Linked DNA regions of Homo sapiens: regions 1, 2, 3, 4, 5 and 7 are each linked to region 6. The links are chromatin loops, found by intact Hi-C in ENCODE. Cell type or tissue: MCF 10A. All regions are shown on one strand. Links, peaks and the distances in the headings refer to the core of each region. The heading gives the core; the rest is flanking DNA.

Region 1 (4,550 bases), core at 390-4,389, 560 kb after region 6:
AAAAAAAATCTTTACAAGTATATGATTCTTACAAGCTGAGATTTATGTAGAGATTTTGGTTTGTTGATGTATAAAGTAAATTTTTAATTCACCGGGTAGATGCCAAAGCAAACCAAAGTTAGTATATCAGCACCATCTAGTGGGTGATTTCAGTCAATGCACACACTAGAGGAGAAAACGGTAGGCAAAGAAAGTGTGTACCCCCCAAAGCTTTGGGAAGGCTGCGGAGGAAATAGCACTTATCAGAGAGAACCTTAGGCTGGTCATGGGGGCCCACACCTGTAATTTCAGGGCTATGGAAGGCTAGTGCAGGAGGATAGCTCGAGGCCATGAATTTGATACCAGCCTGGGCAACATGGCAAGACTCCAGTCTCTACAAAAAATAAAAAATTAGCCATGTATGGTGGCATGTACCTGCATTGTAGCAGCTATTCTAGAGGCTAAGGCAAGAGGACCATTAGAGCCCAGGAATTCAAGGCTGTAGTGAGCTGTGATTGCGATACTTCACATTAGCTAAGGTGACAGAGTGAGACCCTATCTCAAAAACAAACAAACAAACAAAGGAAAGCAAAGGAAACCTTAGCCAGGAGCTCTAGTAGTCAGCATGGGTCAACAGGTCTTCTACTTCAGTTAAGGCATGATGAAACAATTAGACCACAGAAACAGTCCAGACACTGTCTAGTTTTAAATCTCTCAGTTTCTTGGCCTGTGAAATGGGGATAATAATTCCTGCTTTAGAGGGTTGATGATGAGATTATATTATAGTATTAATCAGGATGAATTTAGAAAAGTACCTTATGTGGAAAATAATAATCCTTGGTAGCTACTGACTTGATGCCTATCATCTGTCTCCTTTGGATATCAAGCAGCCATTAATACTTTAGGTTTCCAAATAAGAAACTGAGGTTGAATATGGGTCAGTGACAAGTCCAAGGTCACACAGCCAGTAGATGGCAGAGCTGGAATTAGACCACCAGTGTGATATGCCCCAAAGCACTAGTTGACTCCACTGTACCAGGTATTAGATGCACAAAGTTTGCTCTTTTTCTTCACCCTTCATTTTGTTTCTTAAGATGAACATTTGAATGCTACAATGTACCTAGCTTTGTGCATGCACACAAATAAGTATCATCAGATTCTTTGTACAGATGTAGAAGCTGAAACTCAGAAACACTAAATAATCTAACAAAAATTAACAATTACTGAGAGATCTGAGATTTGGGCTCTGACTTTCTGATTATTGCTATAGACTATTGCTTTAATCCATCCTCTACTGACTCATTTGCTCATCATTCATCTCTAATTATGAAGTATGTTTCTGTTTCTGTTTACATCCCAAGAGTTGCTGGTTTATTTAAATGGACATCTGCATTTATTAAGGTCCCTGGCTCATCTAATTGCGATCTGTTTTTCTGCCCATAGAGGAATGGAGGGTTATCTTTGGTGTATAAGATTGTTTCTCAGACTCCCATCAGCTCAAGAAGAGCGATGTGTCCCATGAGGGCAGAGGACAAGCTGGCTGAATGGAGAGAATGTCATCTCTGAGCCTAAGGAGGGGTTACCGCTCCAGTTAGTCTTAAAAGAGGTGACGGAAGAGCCTTATAAAAAGAATTACTGGGAGAGTTTCACAAAAATAAATAAAGGCCACTCATGTTTCCCAAGGCTATACTTTGTGTCTATAAAGACCCAGGGACACAGAGCCCAAATGTGGTTTGTTTGTTTGTTTATTATTTATTTATTAGATACAGGTTCTTGCTCTGTTGCCCAGACTAGAGTGCAGTGGCACAATCATAGCTCACTGCAACCTTTAACTTCTGGGTTCAAGCGATCCTCCCACTTCATCCTCCTTAGTAGCTAGGGCCACAGTTGTGCACCTCCATGCCTATTTTACTTTTTTGTAGAGATAACGTCTCCCTATTTTGCCCAGGCTGGTCTCAAACTCCTGATCTAAAGCAATCCTCCCACCTAGGCCTTCCTAAGTGCTAGGATTACAGATATAAACCACTGCACGCAGCCCCAAGTGTGGTTTGATCAAAGTCAGTGAAAGAGCTTGGCAGTAGCCAGGCTCCGTGACTACTAACTTCCTGTTAGAACTAGGTATTCTGTCCAAACCCTTGGAGTATGACACACAGGGATCAAATTACCCATGGCGTGAAGAAATTGCTCTGCCTGGCAGTTGCTTCCCTCTAGTGGTCACTTTGCCTACAAGCAAGAAGATGCTTGGATTTGAATCTTAGAATTGAAAATCCAACAGATAAAAATAGGATGCTGTTTTACCAAGAAAGTTGGGTGTGGACCTCCATACACTCTCAGAGGAGTATGATGGCAACAACAGCAACGACATAAAATACAGAGGTGTGCTTGTATTCTGGTCTTTGCAAAAGTGTGTTTTGTGAAATATGTTAGAGGAAAAAAATTAATTAAAATATTCTGGCCGGGTGCGGTGGCTCATGCCTGTAATCCCAGCTCTTTGGGAGGCCGAGGTGGGCGGATCACGAGGTCAGGAGATCGAGACCTTCCTGGCTAATACGGTGAAACCCCGTCTCTACTAAAAATACAAAAAATTAGCCGGGCGAGGTGGCTGCTGCCTGTAGTCCCAGCTACTCAGGAGGCTGAGGCAGGAGAATGGCGTGAACCCGGGAGGCGGAGCTTGCAGTGAGCGGAGATCGCGCCACTGCACTCCAGCCTGGGCGACAGGAGCGAGACTCCGTCTCAAAAAAAAAAAAAAAAAAAAAAAAAAAACTCTAATCTGGGATAGATGAACACACACATAATTTCTTTTTAAAAAATTGAGAAATGTCGATATGTGTTGTTCCTTTTTTCTGCCTCATTTCATGAATTCCCATTTTAAAAATGGGACAGTTGAGGTCCACAGGACAGTCACACAGTGGTTAAAAATGGGACAGTTGAGGTCCATAGGACAGTCACACAGTGTTCCAATGCTGTGCTTATGCAATGACAATGTCTTTTGGAAATATGTATCAAGACAGAACCTCTATTGGCCTGTGTGCCTGCCTGAACTATGCTGAACAGAGACCCATGCTAACTGATAACATACTGTAGTGTGAACAGAAAATAAATGTATGTGAAGAAAAAAAGAACTTAAACAAGAAGTCCTCGAGATCTTTTTGTTATTTGCTTCTGCAGCATAACCTCAGTTACCCTGAATTCTATAACACATCTTTCATTAGCTAGCTTCTGTTTTGCTCCCCTCTGGTTCAAAGGGTACAGGGGACAAGGAGATGGGTCATTTATTATTCCTGATTGACTTCTCACTCTCTAGGCCCTGCCGAAGATTAAAGCTGACTTCCTTTCTCTTGGGGTGTTTCCCTGAACTCCTCAGAGGTTTCATGTTGGACACTCCTCCCCTGCAGCTTCTTTGACCCCAGGCTTTTCTAGCTATTCTAGGAGGTCTCTGGGGATCTGTCCTCATTATCTGGGCCTTCACACACAAGTATACCCCCAGTCTCCTTTTGTAAGTTTTCCTTCTCCCTCCAGGCAGACCTACTGGACAAAACCAACCAAGACTCCAGTGAGCTCTGTATCATTGGCCCACACATGTTCCCTGGGAAACAATCACTGGCTCCTTGCCCTGATGAACTTTCTAACTGCAGGTCAGTAGCAATGCAACAGTCTCTCCTGGCTCTAATTCAAAGCAGTTAGTCAGCTCTTCTTTTCTCTTTCATATTTACTGAAGCCAGACTTCAGTCTACAGTCAGCTTTAGATTTCTTAACATGACCTAATTGTGGCCTTTCATATCTCAGACTTGCAAGGGATGCATTCCAGAGTTCTTTAACTGGTATCCCTAGAGCCCCCCTTACTAGCTAAGCATTGGAAGATAGCACAGTATATTAGATAATAGGGAAGTCCAACTGCTATAACAATCAACCTTCAGATCTCTCTGTCTTGACTCAGTAGTGCTTATTTCTTATTCATGTCTCCATCCATGCAGGTTGGCAGCAGAGAGGGACCCTGTTTCAAGCTGTCATTCATGGACCCTTGCTCTTTCCATGTAGTGGCTCAGATCCTCCATGGCCTTTCAGTTCTCCTCTATATTCATTTCATTCAGCTGCAGAGGATGAGAAAAAGAGCATGTGAAGTATCACACAGGAGATTTTAGAAGCCAGACTTGGAAGTAGCATTTATAACTTCCACTCATATTTCTTTGGTCTGTTCATTGCAATGAGAGTTGAGAAACATAGTCTAGCTGTCTCCAGAAGAAAAAGGAACCATGTAGCATGTTTTAGGCAACACGTCACATTGTTTCTACTTCAGTCCTCAGCTCTGGTTACTGAATATCCATTTTACTATTCTTCCCATACATAGAATACACTCAGCTTGTTCCCAGGAGAAATAAGCCAAAGTCCCACTAAGTCACCTCATCTAGCTCAAGGTCCAAGATACTTCACTGATGCATAGTTTTCTCCATCAGTTCACAACATGAGTTCTCAGGTTCTGGGTAACTATTCAGAAAAGAGGTAAATAGGAGACACACAGCAGTTACTGGACTAATGCAAGTTTGAAATCTCGCTGGGGAGACATTGTGAAG
Region 2 (4,550 bases), core at 391-4,390, 510 kb before region 6:
TTCCCTCCATGAGCTTCCATTTACTCATCTTTAAAAAGCAATAGTGAAACCTACCTCTCATTGTTAGGATTTATAGAGACCAAAGGGCATAATGTATGCAAATCAAGTAGCAGAACATCTGTCCTGGAATATGTGCCTGTAAAACTGCAGCTACAGTTAATATTAATTTTACTGATTGCCTCAATATAAGACAGGAAATCTCTATGAGTTTCAGCCCTTTTATATTTTGTTGAGTGGGCTCATTGATCCTTCTCCCTGCCCCTAGCAGCAGAGTTACACCGCAGAGGGGAGCTAACGGAGAAGTAACTCAATCTTGAACATGTTTTCCAAAAGTAATGCCTGGTAACATGTTTAAAGGTTGTCTTTTAACATGAGTATTTTTAACATTTTGTTAAAAATAGTTAGAAATGTGAAAGCAAGACTGTGAACCCCCAGGAAAACAGTAAGAGAGTGTTTTCTAATGGTTCCCTTAACTGACTAATGGTTCCTAGATGACTCCAGCTGATGTTCATACCCTCCTGGATGTTTGAAACTGGCAACCTCCCCCTGGCCCCAAAGTGGCCTCCTACTGGCCCCAAGGTGGGCTGGTATACCTTGTTGGTCTGCTCTCCTGCTTCAAATATGTTCAAGTGGGACAATCTGGGAGTCTTTATCTAAAGCAGGTCATTAGCATCTCAGAGGCCTCCAATTCCGTAAGCCTTGTCCAAGAATAATCTTTTCTGAGCATTTCCTCTTTGACCCCTAGCCTGAGAAGTGATTGGAAGGAGGAGGAAGGAATTGGGAAGGAACTAATCTTGGAATCCGTTCTTGAGGAGTAAGTTTTAAACACAGTTTTCAAGAAAGTAAAAGAACTTGATCCCAAGAAAGAGAAGGCGTTCTCCTATTAATGATCCATCTCAGCTCCTTTGGACAGAAAAGGGGCTTTGGAGTCAGTCTTTGAATGCCTAATGACCTTCGACTGCAGTCTGTCACTTCTCGGAAACTCTGTTTTTTCAGCTGTATATTACAGTTGTAAAAAATTACGACATTACTTGTCCAAGGCACTGTTGTGAGGATTCCATGAGATCCACAATGTCTTGTGTTTGGCAAAGAATAGAAGATTGGGAAATATGATTTTCTTTTCTGTCTTCTCCCTTTACCAAGCACTTTTCCTATCACCATCTTAAAAGCAAAACTGCATTAAAAATAAGACTATGTTGTTAGAATAATACTAATAATAGTAATAATAACAAGAACTGGCATGTTTTGGGTGGCTATTAAGTGTCTGGCATGACCCTACATTATTTTTTTATTTTTTTGAGATGGAGTCTCACTTTCGTTGCCCAGGCTGGAGTGCAATGGTGCAATCTCTGCTTACTGCAAACTCTGCCTCCCAGGTTGAAGTGATTCTCCTGCCTCAGCCTCCCGAGTATCTGGGATTACAGGTGCCCACCACCACACCCAGCTAACTTTTGTATTTTTAGTGGAGACAGGGTTTCACCATATTGGCCAGGCTGGTCTTGAACTCCTGACCTCAGGTGATCCGCCCACCTTAGCCTCCCAAAGTGTTGGAATTACAGGCATGAGCCACTGCACCCAGCCCGTTATCTTAAATCTCAACAACTTTATATTGTCGGTGATATTCGCCTATTTTATACATAAAAAGCAGAGACTACTATGAGGAAGAAGCTTGTCTATGGTCACATGCAGGGCTGTGGCTAGCCTGTAAGTTACCTCTTATATGAATTAGGAAGAGGAGCTCCTCTACTTGTACTCAATTGCAGGAGCACAGGCATGGCACGTGAAGCTGAGGGTGGATTTAGTCCCCATCCACCCTTTTGCCTTGTCACCTTTTATATATATATATTTTTTTCTTTTTTTTTTTAATTTAAGTTCTAGGGTACATGTACACAATGTGCAGGTTTGTTACATATGTATACATGTGCCATGTTGGTGTGCTGCACCCATTAACTCATCATTTACATTAGGTATATTTCCTAATTTTATCCCTCTCCCCTCCCCGCACCCCACAACAGGCCCCGGTGTGTGATGTTCCCCTTCCTGTGTCCAAGTGTTCTCATTGTTCAATTCCCACCTATGAGTGAGTCACCTTTTTACAGAGCTCAACTTGTGTAACTATACAAAGAGGGCCTGGTTGCATGCCTAGTTTTGACCAACTGAATTTCACATCCAGATGTATATGAAGTTCAGACCGCATCCATTCCATTACCACCTTGGAATTTTTTCTCTTACTGTCTTCTTTAAGATCCTGCTCCATCAATTATCTTTTCTCTCTGCCATATCTTAAGCGTCTCCTTCTCCATCTCTGTTTTTTCCTTCCCAGCCAATACGTCCCATCAGGTCTCTACACTTGAGTACCACAAGGATTGAAACAAATTGTTATTCATATTTTCCCCCCTTGTGCCTAGCTGTAAACCTGGCACTGAATAGGCCTTCTCAGCAAATGCTCTTTCAGAATTCTTTTACTCATCGCACTAAGCTTCCTTGTATCATAGCTAGCTTTTACTGTTTCCCTGGCTTCCCTCAGTGGAAGTTGCTTTGCACACAATGATCCTTCTTTGCCAAGAAAGGATCAGAACAGAGATTTCCCCAGAGCAATCATCTTAAGTAGGCACTAGAGGGCAGCAGGAGATCACATATGACCTTTTTTTTTCAGCCTCCTGTTACTGGCCACAACCTGCCTTGTCCCAGGAGGAAGAAGTAAATGTTACCCTTCAATGCCGACTGATTCCTGATTCTGGCCAAGACACTGGCCAGTACTAGGCTACTGGGCAGTGTCCAGGGGTCCCTTTCCCACAGAGAGTATGACCTGCCTCAGAAATTTAACTGCTTTCACTTGAAGACAGGTGTCCTCTTGCAAGTTATACTTTATCACTCTGTGCCTCAGTTCTCTCATTTGTAAAAGGGGGCAACAATCCCTACTTTGTAGGATGGTGGAGAACTGTGAGAGATCATAGGTGAAAATGTGCTAGCACAACATCTTTTGTTTTATTCCTAGAGGAGTTGGATGAGGAGTTAGTATCCCCATTTTACAAATGAACAAACTAAGGTTGGAGAGGTGAAGTGACTTGATTAAGATTTGAAATCAGGTAGTCTGACTCAACAGTTTTGGACTTACGCATTCAATTCTACCCTGGTCTACTGTCTTCTTGTAGGTAGAAGACAGGTAATTTAAGGGGAAATTTTTGACAGTTAAAGCATCAGGCAGGTTTCAAGGGAAGATTTACAGATTCAGACATGTACAAGAATTGAATAATGCTAGGATGAATGCCAGGGGCTGGAACAAATGACCTCTGATGATGCTCTTGACACGCTAGCATTGGATATTTTTCATTAAGTTCTGATTCTCATTTATCCTCCAAATAATCCAATATTTAGGTACTAAAATTATTAGCATTTTACAGATGAGGAAATGGAGGCTTAGAGAGGTTAAGGTCTTGTTCCAAGGTCACCCAGCTAGAAAACAAAAAAGATGGAATTTAAACTCAAGCAAAACACTGTGCTATAGCTGCCCCTCTGTAATTGTGCTTATTACTTATACATTTAGGGGAAGAGCTTGCAAATTCACTTAGGTTAGGAAATCAGTTGTCCTAGGGTTTGGCAGTTTTATAATTCTGTCTTCTTATTTTTGGAATCTCCACTGTTGCTTTTCTTTCCATTCCCCAAATGTGTGTGTGTGTGTGTGTGTGTGTGTGTGTGTGTGCGCTTGCAATATGAACACAACACATACATCACAACATACACATACTCATACATATATACCTTCTCAGAAGCCACCCAACAATGCCCTATGGTTCCTGGGATAGGAATTTCATCTACCTAGTTAGTTAATTGTTTAATTGTAGTATGACCCCACACCCCAACTAGAGTCCAGGCGTGAGTACTGTAGATAAGACATCTAATAGCATAAAGTACATAACTCTGGGCTTGGGTCTGATGCTTAGGATGAGAAGTGTGGTTCCTGGATGAGAAGTTAGTCTAAGTTTAATAGAGCCTTTCCACAATGGAACTTGAGGCCTAGAAAGGTACTGATTTCCACATCTTTAGAAATGTCCAAGAATAAATTGGAGGATTATTTGGTGGTAAATGAAAAATTAGATGGGATTTCTGACCAGGTGACCTTTAGAATGCTTTCCACCCAGGAGACCCTATTAGCCCATGGAAATGGGTGGAGGAGATTGGGGGCATTACCTGGGGGTGGGAGGTAATGGGAAGATACAAATATTTGGAACGGATATGACTCATCCTGTAGGAGTGAAAACTGGTGCTGAAAGTTTTTCAGAGAGGAAATATGGACAGTGGAAAGAGCAGAAAAACTGGGTAGAAACAGCTAGACTAGTTGCTAGCTGTGTGACTTTGGTCACGTTACTTTACTTCTCTGATCTATCAAGTGTACATTAATAAAATAAAACAAAGACCAACTGTCTTTGGGGCTGTGGTGATAAATTGGGATAGTTGGTCTGAAGTCTGATAAGCATTACACTAGTGGGACAGGAGTCAGATTTATGCATTCATTTATTCATTTGTTCATATATTTACCTGCAGACTGT
Region 3 (4,550 bases), core at 198-4,197, 270 kb after region 6:
GGTTCCTCAAAAAATTAAAAATAGAACTACTATATGACCCAGCAATTTCACTACTGGTTATTTATACAAAGTAAAGAAAACCAGTATATCGAAGTGATATCTGTACTCCCATTTTCACTGCAGCACCGTTCACAGTAGCAAAGATAAGGAAACAACCTAAGTGTCCATCAGCAGATGAATGAATAAAGAAAATGTGTTAAATACACACAATGAAATATGACTCAGCCATAAAAAGAATGAAATCACATCATTTGCAGCGACATGGATGAAACGGGAGGACATTATGTTAAGTGAAATAAGCCAAGCAGAGAAAGACAAATATGGCATGTTCTTATTAACATGTGGGAGCCAAAGAAATTGATCTTATGGAGGTAGATAGTAGAATGATAGGTACCAGAGACTGGGAAGAGTAGAGTAAGATGCAGAGATGTTGGTCAGTGGGTACAGACATACAGGCAGATAGAAGAAATACATTCCAGGGTTTGACAGCACAGTTGGGTGACTATAGTTAACAACAATATATTATATATTTCAAATGGGTAGAAAAGAAGATTTAAAATGTTCCCAGAACAAATGAATAATAAATGGTAGAGGTGATGGATATCCTAAATACCCTGCTTCAGTGATTACACATTGTGTGAATATATCACAAGCACTCCATAAATAGGTACGATTAGTATGTATCACTTTAAAAAATACCCACACCTATAATGATTTAATTTTATTCCCCTCCCCAACATTGGTGATTTTACTTGCTGTGGAGATTTTTACCCGTGGGAATTTTCAAATTTGGGATCAGAAAATCTATCTACTCTTGAATATCACTCTAAGAAATTCAGTGTCCCAAGTGAGGTCACTTGGCTTATTTGAGCATTAAAATACAAAACAAAACTAAGTTTCATCTGGGCACATGATTTGTTTTTTTTTTTTTTTTAACTTTTCCTACTGAGAATCATTGACTCTTCCTCTGATGGGAGAGCATTTTTCTAAAACAGTATGATGGCATTTCTTTTTCCCTGAAGTCCCAACCTCAGAGCTTTCCAAAGAATAAACATTCCACATTCAGTCATTAGGGACTCCTCATTGCACAGCCAACGTTTTGCTATAAAGGAATCTGAACAGAAGCAGAAGCAGTAGGAGAGGCAATTCAATTGCTAACAAACTTCATGACAGGAGGATATTAGATGATCTAGAAAATTAGGATGTTTGGCTTTGAGAAACACCGGGAAACTGAGGCCCAAAGAAAAGTAACTTTTTTTAAGGCACCTCAGAGAGTGACAAACCTGGAATGAGAAGGAACCCTTGTGTATTAGTATTGCAGCAGAGCGATGTCAGGAAGCTCATCCAGAGGTCTGGATGCTACCAATGGACTTCAGAGACCACTTGACTTCTCCTAGAGTCAGAAACTAAGCTGGACCCTGATTTCTGTGGAGGAGCCGGAGAGTGAGAGTTAAGGTAAGGGTTAAGGCAGCCCAAACATCCCTGTTCCACCTCTATAATCTTGAAAGTCAATGTGTGAGTTCACAGTGGACATATAAGAGCAGGGCAGGGTCCTCAGTGTCCCTTTGTCATCCCCTGAGTACCAAAAATTGGGCCAGGGTCCTAGTAAGGGCACAACCCAGCCCCCAAATTTGTTGGCTTCTTGTTAATTGAGTGAGTGAGAGATAAGGGGGAAAGTAGTTTGTGCCCCCATTAACTTCTAATATAGAGCTGAAAAATCTAAATCTATGCAAGTTAGGAAAAATAAACCAATCCTCCAAAAACAAAACAAACAAACAGACAAAAAACCTCCAGGATCTTCTACATGGCAAGCAAAATAGGCACAATCCCTGCCCTCATGGTGGATATATTTGAATTTCTTATACTGATAATTCTTTAAAATACACATTGACATATTTCACACTTTGTTAAATTGAGGGGCAAGTTCCATTACCTGGGTGCTTAATAATGGGTAATGCATTTCCCTTTCTGATTAGTACTTGGGTGATTTATGTTCTATACCACAACTCGCTCAGGCAGGTTATGCCTTGTTCCTGGCCTCAATATCATCATCTGTAAAATGAACAGATTGTGATAAATATCCTCTTAACTCCCAGGTGTGGAATGAATATCACAGCCTCACCTGGGAACAGGGAAGCAAGTTTGTGGCATTTCACTTTAATCTGCGATGCCACCTTGTGGTTATCAACACGGACCGCACCAAGGACAGGGAAGAGTGTGCAACACAGCAGCCCACATCAGAAGATGTCCCTTTATTCTTCCCACCCCTGAGGCTGGATGCACTAAATGGGAAACAGGAGTTTCCTTTCAAGTCCACATCCCATAACCCTTGGAAGCCTCATCCTGCATAGAATCACCAAGAGTGAACTCTAGTAACACAGTTTGGGGCTTCCTGGAGTCTTGCAAAATGTGTCCATCCCCATCACTCCACACTCACATGTCTCTCCTTAAGTCTGCTAGATGATGACAGATGGGACCAGGCTGGGGCAAGACACTGGAGACAGAGATGGAACGAAGATAAGCCAACTTTCCAGACCAAACTCCTCTCACTCAGGCCATGGGAAAAGTAAGTCATTTCCAGGGTCCAGGAGGTCTGAAGATATTCAAGCTTCTGATTCCCTTTACTTTCTTCATATAACTATATGTTTTCTCATGAATACATTACAAAAAGGGGTTGTCATATCTTGGTGTGGCTGTGTACCAGGTCCCTGACCTCAGGTACATACCAGTCAGCCCTAAAACTGTGATGCCCTAGTTCCAAACACCATACTGCCAATTAGAACACACTGCATGTGGAGCTCTCAATATGGTGAACTCAAGTGTGTTTGCACTCTGGTGGCAGAGACACTAGGCTTGCTGGGGGAGAGAGAGCCAATTTGAAATTAGCTGGTCCTTAAAAAATCAGGAACTCTAAGAATGCATTACTTTGAAACAGGAAGCAACAAGGCACAACAAAACAACAATGACAAAGCATCAGCTCAGAAATCCTCATGCTGCACTTGGCACTGGGCTAAACAAATTTAACATGTGTTGTTTTATTTAACCCCCTACAACATTATGAAGTCACTACTTTTATTATTTTAAATTTCATAGTGGAAAAAGCCAAGGCTTGCTAAGGCAAATGTAACTTGGCCCCAGTCTCCCAGCTAGGAAGTGGTGTCACTATTATTTTGAATCTCTTTCCAACTTCAGGTTTCATGCTCTTCCAACACCCAAAAGAGCATGAAGCAGGGAATTCAAAGACTTCTCTTCTAGTTCTTACCCACTTGTCATGAGACATTGTACCTGTACTCCACATCTTCAGCCTCTGGTTTCCTTAGATCTAGAATGGAGATGATACAAAGTTAGACTAAAGGCAAAATGCCGGATCACATCATACTGTGAAGTTCCTCCTAAATCTAGGACTGAAATTTGTAGTATATCAATTGACATTGAAGTCAAAGGTTGCAAACCAGCAGCCTATAAGGGAATTCAGTTCAACAATTTGATTCGTTTACTCTGAAATCTGTTACAGATTGGAAGTTTAAAGATTTTGGGTGGACACGACTCTCCATTTCATCCTGGTTCTTATTTCTCTGTGCTATCCTATGCAGCTCAGTTGTCTGCTTGACCTCACTGGTGGACATGTGATTACATGGTTCTTGGTTTATGTCAAATCCAAGGTTTTGTGTGTTGGTAATCAGAGTGCAGGCCATTACAGAGGCTAACTTCACTGCTAGCCTCCATCTAGATTATTTTATTAAGACATTGTTGTCCCAAACTCTGTTGTTTTCTCTGGGCAGCTTATGAGCAACTCAGACTAATGTTATACTACCACAGGAAATATTATGACCTAAATTTCAGGAGACCTGAATTCTGCTTCAAGTTGTATGGTTCTGGGCAAGCTCATGAATCTCTCTGAGCTTCAACTTTCCCATCTATGGGAGGCTTAGAGTAAACGTTGAAAACTTCTGTGTCCCGGCCGGGCACGGTGGCTCACGCCTGTAATCCCAGCACTTTGGGAGGCCAAGGTGGTTGGATCACGAGGTAAGGAGATTGAAACCATCGTGGCCAACATGGTGATACCCAGTCTCTACTAAAAATACAAAAATTGGCTGGGTGTTCTGGTGTATGCTTGTGGTCCCAGCTATTTGGGAGGCTGAGGCAGAAAATCGCTAGAACCCAGAAGGCAGAGCTTGCAGTGAGCCAAGATCCAGCCACTGCACTCCAGCCTGGCGACAGAGCGAGACTCTGTTTCAAAAAAAAAAAAAAAAAAGAGAGAGAAAACTTCTGTGTCCCTGTAAAACTGAACCTTCCATTCTGATTGGCTAAGCAGCAGCCTATTAATTTAGATGCATGCGAGTGCTGTATCTTTAATAACTTTGGTCTCACACATAGGCTTTAATTGACTTGGGCATTTGTAGTTTTTAAAAGCTCCCCAGGAGATTCTAATGTGCAGCCCAAATTGAGAACCACTGTGCTAAAGTGTGAGCTCTGAAACAAAGTACCTTTTTCATTAAGGACAAGGAGACATTTTTAAAAATTAAAAACAGGCCGATTAAAAAAAAACT
Region 4 (4,550 bases), core at 381-4,380, 420 kb before region 6:
AGGGCTTAGAACACAATTGAAGTGGGGTTGGGTGGAGTGGGAGACAGAAAGGGAACAGTTATGAGCAGGTCTGGGGCCTGGCACTGGCCTTTGAGTATACTGCTCACTATCTTTTAAAAAGTGATTCCTGTAGCCAAAAAAGGCCACATTTCCTACCTTTTTCCTTCTTACTTAAGGCTTGGCAAGTTAGGACCCATGGGCTGGCTGTCTGTTTTGTAGATAAAGTTTTATTGGAACACAGCCATGTCCTTTTATTTACATATTATCTATGGCTGTTTTCACACTACATGGCAATGTCAAGCACTTGCAACAGAGACTGTGTGGCTCACAAGGCAGAAAATATTTACTACCAGCTACTTCATATTTAAAAGTTGCTGACCTTTGATCTAACTAAGCTTCCTCTATCCTTCAAAGCATAGCTAAAATTCACTTCCCCTGGGAAGTTTTCCCCGATTCTCCCAGGTCTCACTCAGTCCTCTCACCTTGGATGTACAATGCCACTTCTTGTCCACATTTTTTATACCATGTTTCTCTTTTTTATATGATTTTAAAAACAATTCTAAGTACAACGTATGGCTTTGGGGACAACTGCCACATTTTATACTTTCTATAAAATCATACTCACAGGAGTTGGCAAAGTGGAAGTTGTATATGGTTTATAGAGAGGTGCCTGGTATTGAGTGTTGCTGTCACTGACCAATGCCATAACTTGGGACAAACCACTTCACTTCTCTGAGTCTCTCTTCTCATCTGTCATTTAACATGATAACATAGTACCTACCTGTGTAGGTTAGTACAAGATCCAAAGAGATTAACTAAAACAAACACACAAAAGCAAAAGCAAACAAACAAAAAACATGATTCTTGTAGTAAATAGTTATTTAATAATAACTGAATTATGCTACTTGGGGTCTTGCTTTGCCCATGTGTAAATTTAGAATTTTGTCCCATAACATTCTGGAAAAAAAATCCATTATTCATATCTTTTGTGAAATGCTGAGTACAGTCTCCTCCTTTCTTAGAAATTCATAAGACATTATCATATTAAAGGCTCTGAGATATCCCATGAGAAAAAAAATCTGTTTAACTTTATTTAATCCTGTATTTTTCAAATTTATTTGGCCACACCTTCAAATAACTATTAATGTCTCATGGGAGGTAATGTTCTGAAGAACACACTTTCGACCAATTGGGCCAAGTGGTCTTTTGGTTCACCTGGAGCTGTCATCCTGAGTTAAAGAATAGCCATTGCTTATCAGAGCCTCTTCTTTAATCACCAGCACAAGGAATGCAATGAAAACTCATGTTTTTGCATAAAATGGTGCCTTTGGTTGTGTTTCTTCTATAACGCAGGAAATAGTAAATGTGTATATTCTCAAACCCCACGATATTAGCCATGCAGGCTGTTGGATGTTCTGCCTCCTGATGTGTGTGTGTGTATATATGTGTGTGTGTGTGTGTGTGTGCATGTACCCACATGTGTGCACGCATGTACCCACATGTGTGCACACAGCACCTTTCTCTTCCTCTTGAGGCTGTCAGAGTCACGCACCTGGGGCATTACAAGTCCTGGGTACCTCTATAACTATTCCCTTTCTTCTCACAAGAGTGCCTTTGACCTCTTTCTGTTAAATCCCCTAGAAACATTTCAGTCCTCCCTCTTTCTGGAACTGGAACCCTTGGGTCTCCACCTTGGGTCCCTGCTGCAAAGGGGAAATTGGGGTCTTGGGAAATTATTCCCAAGGGAAAGCGTGAAGTCATTGGGTAAGCATAGATTTGAGATTCTGACTTCCTCAAACATAAATTGGGAATAGCTGACCCTTTCACCAGTGAGGGCTAGCACACATTTTGTTGGCTTATGCCCATGGGGCTGAGACCCAAGTAGGCGGTCAGGGAAGCCTTCCTCACCATCTGCTTAAGACGCATCTGCCGAATACTCAGTATCTCAGTGCACTTATTCACACCCTCTTTCATTCTCCAAAACATCTCGCTTTCAACGGCAAATTATAGGCGACCCTACCCATTCCTCTCCTAAAGTCCCTTATTAAGAAGGCTGGAAGTCTCAGGGGTGAGCAGCAAGGGAAAGAGGAAGTCTGTTTCCAGTGGTGTTCATGGCCCATACAGCCAACAGAGGGCGCTCCCACACCACGCAACACTGGGGTCCAAGGATCCAGGCAGGCCCTGGGGAAGGCGGCCAGCTGACCTTTCTCCAGGCTGTTCTTGGGTTGCCAGAGCAGCGGAGGTGTCAGCTGAGAGTGGTCACAGCCTGGGGAGGAGAAGGCAGGGAGAGAGGCTGGGGCACCCGAAGGGGAGGAGGAGCTGGCAGGGAAAACACACAGACACATTTCACAGAGGCAGAGACACAGGGGAACACACAGAATATGCAGTTGTACCTACAAACAACAAATGCAACATACCCCACACAGACACAGCATGCAGCCAGGGGATTTAGAGAAATCATATAGGGTGCAGACTCACAAATGAATGCAATCCATCCCATACAGGTATACACAATGCAGTCACCTCAGCCAGCTAAACAAAAACAAAGGCAACACACAGATACCAACACATATAAACATGCATGTGAGCACATCACCCAACAGGGACATTCAAGCTATGTGCAGCCAACGAAAGGCAGATAACAAAGAGACACGGTCACACACACACGGGAAGCACACAGACACATACAGTAGATCCACAACACATACAAAGTTACACACCATGGGGATAGCATGCCACGCACAGACAACACACAGCTTGTACTCAACACATGACAGATGCCTCAAGAGGCGTATCATAGATAAACAGCACAGGCACACAGATGCGTAAACATAGCCACCTTCCCACAGGCATACTGTAAAGATATACATACCGTGTGCCACATGGATCCACCCAGCACAAACAGACACAGACACATTAGATGGCATCCACTCACGTAGCACCCACAGCACAGCACACACCAAATACTCACACTCACCGTATGGACATAACTCCACATGGATCAAAAGCACTTGTAATTCAGTAAATGTTTCTAAAAGAGAAAAGAGGGAGAGGCCAGAAATAGGGAAAGAGAAAGGGTTGTGAAAGATGGAAAAAGAGACAGAATAGAAGAAAAGTGAGAAGACCCAGGGAAGGAGGGCTGGAGTCCAGATTGAGTGCTCAGCTTGGTCTCTTTCCCCTCTCTGCCTCGGTCATGATAGCAAAGAACAAGGTGATTTCAGGTGGCTCCCTTGGGGAAACCACATAGACTTGATGGCTACAGTAGGAGCTGATGGTGCCCCAGGGAGAGGAAACCACCAGCGTGGGGCCAGGGATTGTGCCTCAGTCTCATCTGGGGCAGTGGCACCGAATCATATCTGAGTCCTTGCAGCTTCCATTTCATCTCCAGGGAGATCAGCTCCAATCTTCCCCATCTCATTTAATCCTGACCTGTGAGTGTCTTACTGTTCATATCTGACTTTCTCTAGGCAGCAAATGTTGCAAAGAAACAATTACCAAAACTCTCAGGATGTATCTCCTTCTTCCTTTTAAAAATATACCTTTTTTAAAAAATAAAAGGAGAACATGTGAGTGATCCTAACAGAGCTTGTTCTGCCAGAAAAGACAGGACAGGTCAGGATGGTACAGGATTCAGCAAAGGTTGCTTATTATGTAACTAAACAAATAAAACTTACTTGGAATCACAGGATTTTGAGTGAAACAGATTCAGATGAGCACACTTTCTCAAGCAACCATCCTGGCCCAGATCAATGCAGGGTGCTGGGATATAGAAATAACAGACTCAGCCGGGCGCGGTGGCTCACGCCTGTAATCCCAGCACTTTGGGAGGCCAAGGCGGGTGGATCACGAGGTCAGGAGATCAAGACCATCCTGGCTAACACGGTGAAACCCCGTCTGTACTAAAAATACAAAAAAAATTAGCCGGGCATGGTGGCGGGCGCCGGTAGTCCCAGCTACTCGAGAGGCTGAGGCAGGAGAAAGGCATGAACCTGGGAGGCGGAGCTTGCAGTGAGCCGAGATGATGCCACTGCACTCCAGCCTGGAGCCGGGGCGACCGAGTGAGATTCTGTCTCAAAAAAAAAAAGAGACTAAAAGCCCTCATGTTAAAACCTGTAGAACAATAGGTGATAGAGATATAAAATTTAAAACTTATACAATAAGAGAGAAAGGGTTAAGTAAATATATAGGATTTGGTTATTCTTATATTGATAAGGAAAGAAGGGGCAGAATGAACATTAATTGTAAACCCACTATATGAACTGTGCTGGGCACTGTATATCAGTTATCTCAGTTAAAGCTCATAAAACAACTTTGGAAAGTAGAAATTATCAGCTTCATGCTTCAGATAAAGAAAGCAAGGCTAGAAACGTGAAACCACCTGCTCAAGACAACAAAGTTAGGGAGCCCAGATTCGAACCGAGTAATCTGCTTCAAAGCCCCCTGACTTTTCCACCCCATGGTAATAAGCATCTCCAATGACTTTTCACATCTTGAGCAAGAGCCAACAGAAGCAGGAGACAGACAGTCAAAGCAAGGAGACTCTGAATTAG
Region 5 (4,550 bases), core at 354-4,353, 460 kb after region 6:
CCAAAGTGACATGCAAAATGCTAGATCCATAAAATGACAATTCCACTTAATTTAGTAAGAGTAACCATAGGAATAATCATGAGATCCCATGGGAAAACCACTTTGGGGGAAGAGGATGTATCACAGGATTCTTCGAAAAGAGTAACCCATGAAATGAATCTTAGAGAAGGAGAAATCATGAGACAAAAGAGGGAAAGGGGTAGTATTCTAGACATAGGGATTTTTTGAGCAAAGATTAGAAGCTAAAACTAGCAAAACATATAAGGGATGCCAAGAAGAGTCAGTTGTGCTGAAACATGATGGGAAGAGCAAGGAGTGGTAGGGATGAGGCTGGGCAAGTAGGCTAGAGCCTGCATCAAAAAAGGTCTTGATTGTCATGCTAAGTTGTTCATACCATTTACTAAAAATGGAAAATCATAGAAATAATTGATGGAAAAAGTGATATGATCAGAATTGTGTTATTGAGAAAGACATTGCTAGTTACACTGAAACAACAATTAGATGAAATAAGGAGTTTGGAAGCAGCAATCTTGGCTTCCAATTCCTGCTTGGGGACTAAATTATTACATGGTATTGAGAACAAAAGTTCCCCCTTTGGATCTATCTGTTTAAGTGAAAAATGATTGAGTTGGGCAAGGTGATTTCACTGGGCTCTTGTAGATACAATATTTTATACTTATCTTTTGGTAACTGGATTATTTGATTATCTGCTCCTCAATTGTGTCATTGGAATAGTAGAGAAACTTATCTTTGGGTTTCCTACCATGTACAAAGAGATTGTATGATGTAAATGAGGTTACAGATATTTTGGAGAATGAGGAAATAGTCAAGCAAAGATGACAAATTGTCATTTTGTTTTCTAAATAAATAGCTAGCCCACAGATAATGAGGAAAATACAAGTTTAATGCATTTCCCCAAACTTGCATTTTCCCATTTATCTGTAGATAATTTCTTCTTCTATTGTGAAACATATCTTTGTGTGTGACTAATGTGGGAAGTCTTTGCTGGACCTCTATAGAGATGGGAAAATGCATTAACCTGACAAAGAATGGAGACAGAACTGTGTCACCTTTTTCACAACTTAGAGATCTAGTTCCTCAGAGCTGCAAGAAATGTTATAGATCTTCTTGTCCCATAGTTTTCAGGTTCTGTTCCTTATGACTTAGATGTTCTATGGAGGCACCTGAGGGATAACCTACCAAGGAAGAAAGCAGAGATGAGGAAGACAGCTTTTTTATTTCTTTCTCTTCTCCTAGAACCATGTTGCTGCCACACATTGAGAGCGCACTGAGAAGAAAGCCAAGTAGATATAGGTACATAGGAAATGGAGATGTGGATCTCTGATGACAGCTTTCAATTCCTCACCCAGCCATGTCTGACATGGTTCTTCCACTTAGATTTCCTGGTTATTTTAGGTAATAAATTTCCTATTTTACTTTTAAGCTTGTTTGAATTGAGTTTCTGTCCCTTATAAAGAGTTTTGAGAAGTACTTTATATGAGAATTTCATGTATGACTTTATTTAATAAAATATTTTTCCACTGTTTATCATTGGGAAAATATAAATTTGGGAACCACTGATTTCATGCAATGTAATCTTTTTTAAAGGAAGTGACTGAAACAAAATCCAGGATTATTTCCCAAAGTTACACATCAAATACATGGCACTGTTGGTGCCAGAATGCAAAGCCCCTGATGTTTGTAGCTGCTCATCTCACTCTAGTTATCTTCCCACATGCACAATATCACCACTTATCTCCACGCAACATCACTGTGACTTACCAAATATCGAGGAATAATATTCCCACACTGACCAACAGGAAATCATTTGAGGAAGAAGGCTTATCCATCTCTATAGAGGTCCTGCAAAGACTTCCCACATTAGCCACACATAAAAATGTGTTTCACAATAGAAGAAAATTTGCTCAATCAACCAGACAGTGTGGAAAGACCTTGTAGGATTCTTGGAATCCCTTAGCCCCAACAGGGGCAATACTGCTTGGACACCGTTAGTGATGTGTCATCATGGTACTGGAGCACCACCTCCTGGTTGTGTTGAAAGTTTAATTTACCTTTTCTAGTTAAAGAAGGTCTGGTATTTACTAGAAATTTATGACCTTGGAACTAGAAGGGCCTTTAAGAATGACCTGGTCCATCACTCTTCTTTCATGGATGGGGAGATAGGCCAGAAGAGGAAAAGTGATTTCCTCCCACCATAATAACCAATTAAGAGCAGGGACACAATGAGAACCCAAATGTAGTCTCCCTTTCCAGTGCCTAATTCTATGGTTGTAAAAGTTGATAATTTTTTAGTGTAAGAAACCAAAAAGAGTCTGAATTTACCTGAGGAGAAGAAACAATGAAAGTAAGTACAAACAACTTACAGAATTGAGAGGTCATTGAACAATTGAGTCACAGGCAAGAGACAATTGAGAATCTAGATAGAAAGAACCGTAGGCATTCTGTTCAGGAACTATCCCAATTCACATGAATCAGCTTTAAATGTTTCCCATTCACGCATTACTTCACTCAAGATGTATATCCTAAGGAAACAAAGACTGATTGGCCTAGATTGAGATACTTGCCAAGCCATGGTGTGAAAGTATAAGAGCCTCTGACATAATTCCATCGAAACTTTGTAGGAACTACCCCTATAGGGAGAGGTATTTTCTCAAAGGAAAATTCAATGCTGTTCCCATAAGAAAAGGGAAGGGAGCCGGGAATGGTGGCTCATGCCTGTAATCCCAGCACTTTGGGAGGCTGAGGCAGAGGAATCACCTGAGGTCGGGAGTTCGAGACCAGCTTGGCCAACATGATGAAACCCTGTCTCTAGTTAAAATAAAATTGGCCAGACGTGGTGGCATGCGCATGCATTCCCAGCTACTCAGGAGGCTGAGGCAGGAGAATCGCTAGAACCTGGGAGGTGGAGGTTGCAGTGAGCCGAGATCATGCCATTGCACTCCAGCCTGGGGGACAGAGCAAGACTGTGTCTCAAAAAAAAAAAAAAAAAAAAAAAAGAAAAAAAAAAAGAAAGAAAAAAAGAAAAGGGAAGTGATGCCAGTGAACAAAAACAACAGATGTCCAGTGCAGAAACAAAGTCAAGTTATTACTCAGGCATTTTCAAACTAGTGTCGTGAATCATCTACTCATAGACCAGAACACAAAATTCACATTTAAAATCTTCCTTTGCATTGTAGATGCCCTAGCTCCAAAGCATGGACAGCCATGACTTTACCACCTCTGAGTATCTGATACACCTGCTCCTTGGCACTTTCTGTTCCACTGCTTCTTGATATTGAAATGACATCTGTTTTACTTTTAGCTATTTCAGGAATGACAAACCAGGTCACAGAATAAGACCATATAATTAATACCTGGGCCTTGCTGTTGATGGAAAATATGAGGGGCTCAATAGAAAAGCTCCAAAACCATAGCATTTCTAAGGCCTCTCTTCTAAGAGGGGGTTCCGTCTATTATATGGAAGGTCTCCTTTAGTACAGGGCTTTTCTACTTTGGCAAAGTTGACATTTTGGGCTGGAAATTCTTTGTTGTGAGAGGCTGTCCTGTCCATTGTAGGATGTTTAGCAGCATCCCTGGCCTCCGCCTACCAGATGCTAGGAGTACCTTTTAGTTGTGACAACTAAAAATGCTGGTTGACTTTGCTGATTTTCTCCTAGTGAAGGTGACAGGGAGTGTGTAATGTATTCTAATTGAAATACATTACAGGCATATGTATTTGGAGGTGACCCCAGGATAGGTAAAACTAATTTCATTTTTTTACCCCAGAGGGAACTTTTTATCAGTCAACACGACTCAACAGTGGGAGACTTTGCCTTGGAAAGTAAGAGGTGTTTTAGGGATATTTAGCTGAAGCTGGGTACATACCGGTTAGTGATGCTGTTGGGAGTGGAGCAACATCAGATAGATGGTTTTTTTTGTTTGATTTTTGTTTTGTTTTATTCTTTAAAATGAAAAAACCCTCAGATACAGTTATTATATCATTTTATTGCTCTTTGTCCAATAGATATGTGTTTCTGTTCAGTTCTTTTTGTTACAAAGAAGCCAATAGAAACTCAATTTAATGCACAGAAAGGAGTACATGTGAACTGGATATGGAAAAGAGAAGTCATAAAAACAATTAAGGTATTCTATAGGACCCGATACTCTCTCCATCCCTCCTTCCCTCAGGGAGCCCACAGTCAGTCTTTTAAAGTCCCTCTGACCTTTTCCTCTATTGTCCTCTTCCCAGCAGCTGGCTACCTTTGCTTACTCACAGTCTTTGCTTCCTTAGGACTTGCGTTGGCAGTGACTCATTAAGGCAATTCCAACATCTTTCTCTAATTAGTATCCTTGGGGATTTAGCTACTAACCTAAAATTTCTCTCTTTCCGTTGTTTCAAATTCTAATTTCTGAAAAAGAAAAAAGAATTAAAAGTTAGATTATCCTTCTGCATGTCTGCATGTGACAGCAACATAGGTAGTTGGTCTGTGTCTAAATTTGCTGTATTTGTTACTGTGTTGTTAGTTACAAATAACAGAAAACCCTGATTC
Region 6 (4,514 bases), core at 13-4,012:
GCCTCGACTTTCTTCGCTTCTTCACCCTTCTTGGGCGAGCCCCCCTTTCCACTTGCTTTTTTCTTTTCTTTCTCGCTTTCCTCCTCAAGGTGTGTGCTCCACTCTCCCCACCTTTGAAAAATACAGCCCAACTCCTCCTGGTTGGCAATTAATTTCTCTCCCCGCTCCTTTATCTGCCTTATTTTTCCCCTAACAGCTGGTTGCCTTCCTCCTTGTTTTATTTCATTTTATTTTATATGATTTCTCGCTCCAAAAAAAAGCTCCTCTTAAGACTGATCCGCTGAATTCCCTCCCCCCAAAAGATGCTCTAATTTATTTATTTTTTGCGTCCTTTATAACACAAGCCACAGCCCCCTTCTCCCCCCCCAAGTCCCCCCTCCCCTCCCTCCTTCTTCTCAAAATGAAAGGAAAGAGGGGGAAAAAATCCCTCAGAAGATGAGTAAACAAGCGTATGCTAATCTGCTCCCCAGCGCTCCACCTTCCCAATTGAATGAGTCCCTGTTAAAACTGCGGGGATCATGACTAATCAATCAGTTTGGAGAGGCCGAGCTATCCAGCTTTCCTTCACTTTGCCTTTTGCCTCCTTTCCTTCGCTCCCGCTTCTCCACCACCCCCTCCTTTTCTCTCTCTCTCTCTCTCTCTTTTTTTTTTTTTTTTTTTAAGGAGACAATCTTAAAGTAACAATTTAATGAAATTCTGTACACACCCCCTTACGGTCCTCCCAGCTCTCATTCCTGCTCAAAACACACATTCCTGTTTTTGTTTTGTTTTGCTTGCTTTTTTTCCCTCCCTCACTCCCCCCACTTATTATTATTATTTCTGATGGCAGGAGAAAAATCTGTCTCTTCTCTTAGGATCCCCTTTGCACTTTGCTGGTAAACCTCATCCTTTTCTGTAGCACATAAAGAGTCTTGAAACTTGATTCTTAGATTTTTTTTTTTAATTCTCTCTCTCTGTCTCTCCCTCCCTCCCTCTCCCTCTCTTTCTCTTTTTCTCACTCTCTCCCTTACTCTTCTTCCCGCTTCCTCTCCCTTTACCTCTTTCCCTCTTCTTTTCCCTGTCCTTTTCCCTCTCAGAATTTCCTTAAAGTTGTACGATGATGAACCATTCCCCTCTTTTCTGAGCCCCCAGATAAGGCTGGCTTCAGCTAACCCAAATGTTTCCAAAGTTCTTATGGAATCATCAGAAGAAAATAGAAGAAAGGCACTGTCCAGGACATCTGCCTTTCAGAAGCTGTAGTCCTAGTACAACTGGGTCTCTGAATTTCCCCGAATACTCTTTAAAATACTCTGTTGGTCATTAGAAATTATTTTAATTTTATAAGAAGAAAATGAGAGAAAAATATTAATTTGCCTAATGTTTTCAACTTAAGCAATTCAGGTCCTCTGAAATTGTTAAAGTCACAGGTAAGGATCTGACCATTTGCTGCTTTGTAGGTCTGTTTTTGAACTGGGACATACATGTAATATATTTTTTTCTTCTTTTTTCCCCCTCTTTATAGAACTCAAAAGCTCCCCCTTATGGCAAAACAGATCTTCTTTTATTTTGTCCAAGTGTTTAATAAGTCAAAACATGTTAGCAATGGTGGATTACAAGCTATTAATTACCAATCTATTCCAATAAGGTAGTGATAAAAATATTCTGTGTGAAGTTTGCATGTGAATAGCGTGCTGAAAGTCTGCGATAAAATTAACTCCACTAAATTGTAACTTTCTTCTTCAATTGCTCTTATCTTCCGAGCTGCTCCAGATCTTTCTTGAGAGCTAGGAACATTGCTACACGCTTCAGGAAGAGAGAAAACCAAGGAAGAATGTTTGTTGGCAAAAGTATGACGATTTGTCGGATGAGCAAATGACTCAGACATCCCCTCTATGAAAGCTGGAATGCGATATATGCAAAGATTATGGAAGCTTTCTGAAAATGGGAGATCTCAGATTCATACCTTCCTAGTTTAGAAAGAAGTTGCTGAATAGTCTTAGACTAAGAACGTTTGAACTCTGTTTCTGTAGTCATAAAATGAAAATAGCACAATACCCTAAATGTGTTTCCAGAGACTGGCTGGAGGAAAGAAAATCTTGGGTGCACAATGTCATGAATAAAGAATTTGCCTAAGCAAATCTTTGACTTTTTGCAACTCCAAGTCATCTGTAAAAGGTTGCCATTGGATAAAAAGAGAGCTATGTTGAACAACATAAATTGTATCATTCAAAATCCCCCTTCCTCTCCAATAGAGGTTGGACCATGACTACTGATTTACTTCAGTTGTGGCAATTAGGCATTTAGAAACTGCATGTCTTCCAGGGGGATTTTAAGTCATTGTATACAATAATTTTGAATATTCCTAGACAACTGGGAATTATTCAATTCTCAGACCAGCAGTGGGAGCACAAGATTTTTACTTCTCATTTCCTACTCCCTCCAACACATATCAGTTCACTGGCCTTGAGTAAGACACTTCATTTCTCTTCCCTTCCACTTCCTTACCTTTAAAATGGGAATATCTACTTGGCAAATTTATTTTGAGGACAAGATATGCTCTGGGGTATAATCTTTTGTAAACAATAAAAATGATATACGAATACCATTTGTTCTATTGTTGTTGTCAAAGACAAAGTGCTCCTCAGGTTCTTAAAGACAAACAAGAATTGAGGAGGCCAAGTTATTTCTCTCCTGTAGGAGGCAGGAAAACGAAGGGACAACGAAGTTCATGTCTTATGGGTCCTTGAACTCCTTGATCTCCGTCCTCAAATGCACTGGGATCATTTGGCAAGACATTTCACTCATCCATTCATTGAACATACATTTACTATTTGTTTCCATCTGTCTTGGAAGCCATTCTAACTCTTTATGCATATATGTATGTATGTATTTGCTTGTTTTTAATTGAGTGCATAAAATTAGATGAAATTTAATTCTTGGTTCATGACCCACCCTAACCCTTGATCTATGACTGACATTCATATATATATGTATATATAAAAGACCTTCATATATATATATATATATATATATATATATATATACACACACACATATATATATATATATATAAAATGTATCATGTACTGCTATCCCTTTTTTACTACAATACTTGATCTTTTATGGATGTGTTCCCTCTCTTTTAATCATTTTTAGTAGAAGAGCAATCGTTTCAATGTCAGGTGACTCAGGATCTTATTCTGCTTTGTGTAGGATCTTTAGATCTCATTCTGTTCTAATGTAAAATGAAAAAACTGGAATCAAATATTCTTAAGATCACTTCCAGATTTGAAATATAATGTAGCCTCTAATTATCGGAGTAAGGCAACAATTCCCATCTAGTCATCCAATATTCAGTTAGTTTCCTTCCTTCCAGCCCTCCTCCCCAGGGACTCCCTTAAGTTCCTGAGGATTTTTTCCTAAAAGGTACTTTGACTCTGTTTCTTCGCTCTTATGATATACTCCTTCAGTGTTCATTTTGTTTGGTAATTACTAAAAGCGTTTTTCCAGAAAGGACATAAGATTCTACTGGAAGTTAGAAAAGTAACATCAAAGTAGAGCCCTAAAGATTGAGACTGATTTGAATGTGGGTGAGGGTGGTTAAAAGTACATCTCAGAGTCACCCTGACCTGGGTTCCTATGACTCTCAGCAAGTTGCTTAATTTCTCTGAGTCTCTGTGACCTTACCATGGAGTTGTCATGAGGATTAGATTAGTGTGTTGCATGACATAGTAGGTGCTCAATATATAAGTACCCTCTTTTCATTTCCACAGATCTAATTTTTAATGGCCCTTTGAGCTTTTTTTCTCAGCTTTTCTCTGGAGCCAGAGCCCTATGTACTTCTTATGTCAAGCCAGATGGATAATTCTCGTCTTAGAATTCCTAAAGCAAGCATCGTCTGTCTCACAGAATCTGGAACTCACTGAGATAGGATCTCCCATTGTTCTTAGTGTAGTGTCCTGCTTATATCTTTCCTCCAAGATTAGAATCCTTGAAGGGTGAAGACCTTTAAAGGCAAGAATCTTCAAGGGCCAGTTCTGTCACCTGCTCAGAGAATCTTCAACTGACTGCACCCCTCCCCGAGCAGCCTGAAGGGCTCCCTCCTCTGGGCCCTTGTAGAACTGCTTCTGAATTTCTATCGGCACACCCTCAAAGCAAACTCTCAGGCAAATTATATATTGGCATGCTTCTTTTTTCCATTTGGGTCAGAGACTGTTGCATTCATATTTGTTCTTTCCCAACTGCCTAGCTCAGCGCTGTGCATAAAGATGTTTGTCCACAACCCCTGTTGAATTTAAGTGTATATATTTATATATGTTGTATAGCTTCTTTATTTTCTCCTGTGGTACCAATCATGGTGCTATGATTCTATTAGTTTCTTAATAAACAATTAATTTAATTTCTTTGTTTTCTCTGCCTCAGTTTTCCCAGATGATGCATCTGTGAACACCCTGACAGATATAGTTCATCAGTTGCTCAAGTGAAGGTCACTAAAAAGAATGTAGGCTTTGGAGTAGAATAAATTGGGTTCAAAT
Region 7 (4,550 bases), core at 365-4,364, 350 kb before region 6:
TCCTTCCCTCATTCATTCATTCATTCCTTCCTTCCTTCCTTCCTTCCTTCCTTCCTTCCTTCCTTCCTTCCTTCTTTCCTTTCTTCCTTCTGTTTTTCTTGTTTGCCTTGGTCTTGGTCTTTCTGACCCCGATTTTCTCTGTTTCTCTCTCTCTCTCCTCACCAACTCCTGTCTATGTCTCTCTATTTCTATCTGTCTTTCTAGGTCTCTGACCTTCTATCCACTTCTCTCTGATTGTCTTTTTTCTGCATTTTTATTTCTGGTTCTCTGTCTTTGGCCCTATGTGTTCTTATCTATGTCTCTCTCTTTCTCTCTCCATTTCTCCTCTGTCTCTCACTGTGGCTCTCAGTTTCTGCTTCAGTCTTTCTGAGTATTTTCTGGCTGTAGTTCTCTCTTGGTCTCTTTCTCTATTTCTCTCTCTCTCTCCTCTCTCTGTGTGTGAGTGTGTGTCTTTGTGTCTGTGTGTTGTGTGTCTCCTCTCTGTGTTTGTTTTTTGTGTGTGTCTCTCTCTGTCTCTCTCTGTGTGTCTCTATGTCTCTCTGCCTCTCTGTCCCTGTCTCTCTGTCTCTCTCTCTCACATACATGCATGCATACACATACACACACACACACACATTTGGAAATCTACCTCTCTCTGCCACCTCCCAGGTCCCACCTCCTTCTCAATGATTCACCTCAGCCTGGTTAAATGGTGTTGCTTGCATGACCAGAAAACCTGACTCATCTTTGCTTGGGCCTTCTCCCCACCCTTCTGGAGGCTTGTTGCCTCCAGGGATGGAGTGGGGAGGGGGATATGCTTTTTGTGTGTGTGTGCAAGTGCGAGTATGGAGGAGAACTGAGTTTGGGGAATGGGATGGGCTCAGGACCTCATTCAATCCCACTGGTGCTGTTTTTTTTTTTTATTATTATACTTTAAGTTTTAGGGTACGCGTGCACAATGTGCAGGTTAGTTACATATGGATACATGTGACGTGCTGGTGCGCTGCACCCACTAACTCATCATCTAGCATTAGGTATATCTCCCAGTGCTATCCCTCCCCCCTGCCCCCACCCCACAACAGTCCCCAGAGTGTGATGTTCCCCTTCCTGTGTCCATGTGTTCTCATTGTTCAATTCCCACCTATGACAACAGGTGCTGGAGAGGATGTGGAGAAATAGGAACACTTTTACACTGTTGGTGGGACTGTAAACTAGTTCAACCATTCTGGAAGTCAGTGTGGCGATTCCTCAGGGATCTAGAACTAGAAATACCATTTGACCCAGCCATCCCATTACTGGGTATATACCCAAAGGACTATAAATCATGCTGCTATAAAGACACATGCACACGTATGTTTATTGCGGCACTATTCACCATAGCAAAGACTTGGAACCAACCCAAATGTCCAACAATGATAGACTGGATTAAGAAAATGTGGCACATATACACCATGGAATACTATGCAGGCATAAAAAAGGATGAGTTCATGTCCTTTGTAGGGACATGGATGAAATTGGAAATCATCATTCTCAGTAAACTATCGCAAGAACAAAAAACCAAACACCCCACTGGTGCTTTTGGGTTCCCAGAGATTGCCTTTGGGGAGTCCTGGTCAGACTTGGGTTTGGAGCTTGGGTTCTTCTCCCACCCTAGGGGAGAAGAAGAAAGACAAATAGTCTCCCTTATCTACTGAAGATATCCCAGCTATTAGTTAATGGCAGGCTTTGAGGTGTATATTTAGAAAAGGGAGGGAAGTTTGGGCATTCAGCTGTTTTTAATCTTGGGACACATAGTTTGTGCAGTTCTGGTTTGGGAGGATCAAAAAGTGCTAAATACATGAGGATAATTCACTTTCCCTAGTTTGTTGAGTTTTTCCTTTCTGCTTACACCACACAAAGTGTTTCATGAATTGGTATTTTTTAAAATAACAGTGATAATAGCAAAGCTGCTGTTTATTATTTACCATACGCAAGGCAATGTGCTAGGTGCTTCCCATACACTATCTAAATTAATTCTTATTTGAGTTCATTGATTCCCTAGAGATAGATATTTTCACATTCATTTTACAGATGTGGAAAATGAGGCTTAAAAAGATGACGTCACTTGCTTAGAATCATTTAGCAAAGCCAGAATTCAAACCCAGGGCTGAGCACAATATTGTCTGTTCTGCTGCTTTTCCCTCTCAAAGGAGATTTGATATCAGCATGTTAGTGAATTGAATTGCCTAACATGTTTGGAGGGACACAGTAAGGGTGGGTTCCTTGTTAGCCACTGCAGGGGGTGGCTGTAAGCCTGTATTAGTCATGGCTCAGCTCACAGCCTGGATGAGAAGACAAGAGCACAAGCTATAGCTACAGCAGCACGGGATCAGGGGTTAGAAATGTGTGATCTGGTTCCAGTACCTCTTCAGCTACCCACATTCCTTTCCGGAGATTCACCTTCCCCTAAATGGAAATTTTCACTTCCATTGTGCTGTGCCCACCTCATCATGCACTTGTGAAGCTTAAATTTAATGAGGTGGTGGAGGCATACATTGTAAACTAAAAAGGGTTTTACAAAAGGAGAGGGCAGTGGAAAGAGAAGAGCAATCCTCACTGCACAGGGATAGTAGAGTCAAAGGGTTAATGGGTAACCAGTGTGGGTGGCTGAGGTGCTGTAGCAAAGGGTGAGGCTGGGCAGAAACTCCAGGGTTCGTCAGGCATCAATAAGCAATCATATCAATTAGGGAGATTTCCTGGGGTGTGGTGTCTGGCAGATAGATAAAGTGATAGAGAAATATAGAGGAAAATAAACAGGAGTTAGGTGGGTTGCAAGACTGAATCAGGTAAAGGCTGGTGGAGAACTTGATGAGCATTCTTTTTATTATGGTCCTGTGCTTTGGTGGATGAGGAGATGAACTTATTCGTACAGAATCTCATAAGAAGGTAGGGGCACTGACCAGTCCCCTGAATCTCTACTCAGTACTCTTTTACATAAGACCCAGTGGCCTCATGGGATTGCTGTTTCCAACACAACTCCAAGGTTGATGCATAATGAGGTCCTAGCATCCCCCCAATCTTCCACCCCATGGGCTTTCTTCCAGCAGGTAAAGGAAGCCATGCTTATTCATTGACTCACTTGTTCTGCATAAGCCTAGGCACTAGGGCTCAGGTGGTGACTAAGACAGGCCAGGTACCTTACCATAATCCTCCCAGTGCATGAGGGGAGGAAGACAACTACATATGTAATTACAGGACAATGAGTTATGGACTATAATAGAGAGGGACACAGGGAGCTGTGGGAACTCAGTTGAGGGGCCCTAAACTTTGCCAGGTGAAGGCAAAGAGTGACCAAGAAGAGCTTTTTGAAAGACATTGGGTATGAGCAAAAACTTAAGGGATGAACATTAGTTGTCCACACGTGTTTACAAAACCTTGACTGAGTCATGAGTACCTCTCCGGCATCATCCCTGCCTTGATTCATTCAATCGACCTTTAATGAATAGCTACTGTGCCCCCCACACTCTGCTAGACACTGGGGAAATCATGAACAACATGGACAAGGCTTCTAAACTCATGAATTAATATTTTAGTAATAAAAAGCAAATAAAGAGGTAAATAAAGTGACAAACACAGTAACTACAAATTATCACTAGTGCTTGGAATAAAATCAAGAGTTCTCTGGTGGGGCATAACTGAGAGTGGGCAGTTTGGATTTGCATTAGTCGGGGTGGTGCAGAGGATTCTAAAGGGATGGAACTTCAGCTGAGATGATGGAACAGAAGCAGCCAGCTCTTTAGAGAACTAGGGAAGAGTTATGGAAGCTCTAATCTCAGGAATACATTTTCCTGCAGCATAGCATCCTCATACCCCAACTTTTTTCTTCGTGTGTGAAGTGAGTTAGTGTATTGGCATTCAAATTCTGCTTTGTTTAAGATGGCTATGTTTCCAGGTTATTAAAGATCCTTCACTATCACATTTTTTGTGCCCTGCTATGTCCTTGGAGCTGAACATTGGCATATGTATCAGAAGTACTGACCTGGCATTTTTATTACCTTACCTGGCACTGTGTGAATTTTCCTTAGCAACATCTACTGACATATACATCATGTTTTGCAGATTATAAATCCTTTAATGGATTTAATGTACTCTTCTTCACTTTCTTGTAGAGTAGATACTGACATCCTCCTTTTTTTTTTTTGAGGTAGGGTCTCACTCTATTGCCCAGGCTGGAGTGCAGTGGCACAGTCACAGCTCACTGCAACCTTGATCTCCTGGGCTTAAGTGATCCTTCCACTTCAGCCTCTCATATAGCTAGGGCTACAGACACATGCCACCACACCTGGCTGTTTTTTGTTTTTTGTTTTTTGTTTTTTTTTAGAGATGGGGTCTTGCTATGCTGTCCAAGCTGATCTTGACCTCCTGGCCTCAAGTGATCCTCCTGCCTTAGCTTCCCCAAGAACTGGGATTACAGGCATGGGACACTCACTGTGCCTGGCCCTGATATCCTTATTTTAGAGACAAGGAGACTGAAGTTCACAGAGACAGAGCAATTAAGAAGTGCCTGTTGTGGTGGAAAAACAACAGGCTTT

What was found. A loop is a pair of places that touch in the nucleus more often than their neighbours do. Peaks named below come from ENCODE experiments on the same cell type or tissue, not always from the same donor. Only the 100,000 strongest peaks of a DNase experiment are listed, where the experiment ranks them.
Region 1: a loop joins it to region 6, with 7 times the contacts of the local background. A loop is called at or near these places in 41 of 110 quality-filtered maps.
Region 2: it touches region 6 in a loop (8-fold over the local background); 44 of 110 quality-filtered maps call a loop at or near these places.
Region 3: a loop joins it to region 6, with 8 times the contacts of the local background. A loop is called at or near these places in 21 of 110 quality-filtered maps.
Region 4: a loop joins it to region 6, with 8 times the contacts of the local background. A loop is called at or near these places in 80 of 110 quality-filtered maps.
Region 5: a loop joins it to region 6, with 8 times the contacts of the local background. A loop is called at or near these places in 14 of 110 quality-filtered maps.
Region 7: a loop joins it to region 6, with 8 times the contacts of the local background. A loop is called at or near these places in 43 of 110 quality-filtered maps.

Annotation. Positions count from the first base shown.
Region 1 is chr9:115,589,320-115,593,869 of GRCh38, reverse strand. No RefSeq gene overlaps it. Among named protein-coding and RNA genes, the nearest start is that of LINC00474, 330 kb to the left of the region's middle. In MCF 10A, for the core only: a CTCF peak has its summit at 2,189 (motif pointing left); DNase peaks (open chromatin) are centred at 2,099 and 3,589.
Region 2 is chr9:116,659,322-116,663,871 of GRCh38, reverse strand. The region is part of intron 16 of ASTN2 (astrotactin 2); the gene reads left to right. Among named protein-coding and RNA genes, the nearest start is that of TRIM32, 26 kb to the left of the region's middle. In MCF 10A, for the core only: a CTCF peak has its summit at 2,620 (motif pointing right); a DNase peak (open chromatin) is centred at 2,621.
Region 3 is chr9:115,881,549-115,886,098 of GRCh38, reverse strand. No RefSeq gene overlaps it. Among named protein-coding and RNA genes, the nearest start is that of LINC00474, 41 kb to the left of the region's middle. In MCF 10A, for the core only: a CTCF peak has its summit at 2,195 (motif pointing left); a DNase peak (open chromatin) is centred at 2,168.
Region 4 is chr9:116,569,930-116,574,479 of GRCh38, reverse strand. The region is part of intron 19 of ASTN2 (astrotactin 2); the gene reads left to right. It overlaps LOC107987014 (a long non-coding RNA gene), which reads right to left. Exons shown (of 3, transcript NR_171890.1): 3 at 4,550. Among named protein-coding and RNA genes, the nearest start is that of ASTN2-AS1, 68 kb to the right of the region's middle. In MCF 10A, for the core only: a CTCF peak has its summit at 2,132 (motif pointing right); a DNase peak (open chromatin) is centred at 2,159.
Region 5 is chr9:115,691,628-115,696,177 of GRCh38, reverse strand. No RefSeq gene overlaps it. Among named protein-coding and RNA genes, the nearest start is that of LINC00474, 230 kb to the left of the region's middle. RefSeq lists an enhancer at 4,042-4,550. In MCF 10A, for the core only: a CTCF peak has its summit at 2,028 (motif pointing left); DNase peaks (open chromatin) are centred at 1,967 and 4,277.
Region 6 is chr9:116,149,586-116,154,099 of GRCh38, reverse strand. PAPPA (pappalysin 1) reads right to left here and starts at 309. Exons shown (of 22, transcript NM_002581.5): 1 at 1-309. In MCF 10A, for the core only: a CTCF peak has its summit at 1,531 (motif pointing left); DNase peaks (open chromatin) are centred at 509 and 1,809.
Region 7 is chr9:116,498,207-116,502,756 of GRCh38, reverse strand. All of the region lies in intron 19 of ASTN2 (astrotactin 2), which reads left to right. Among named protein-coding and RNA genes, the nearest start is that of ASTN2-AS1, 3.8 kb to the left of the region's middle. In MCF 10A, for the core only: no CTCF peak of the experiment used is centred there; DNase peaks (open chromatin) are centred at 686 and 2,276.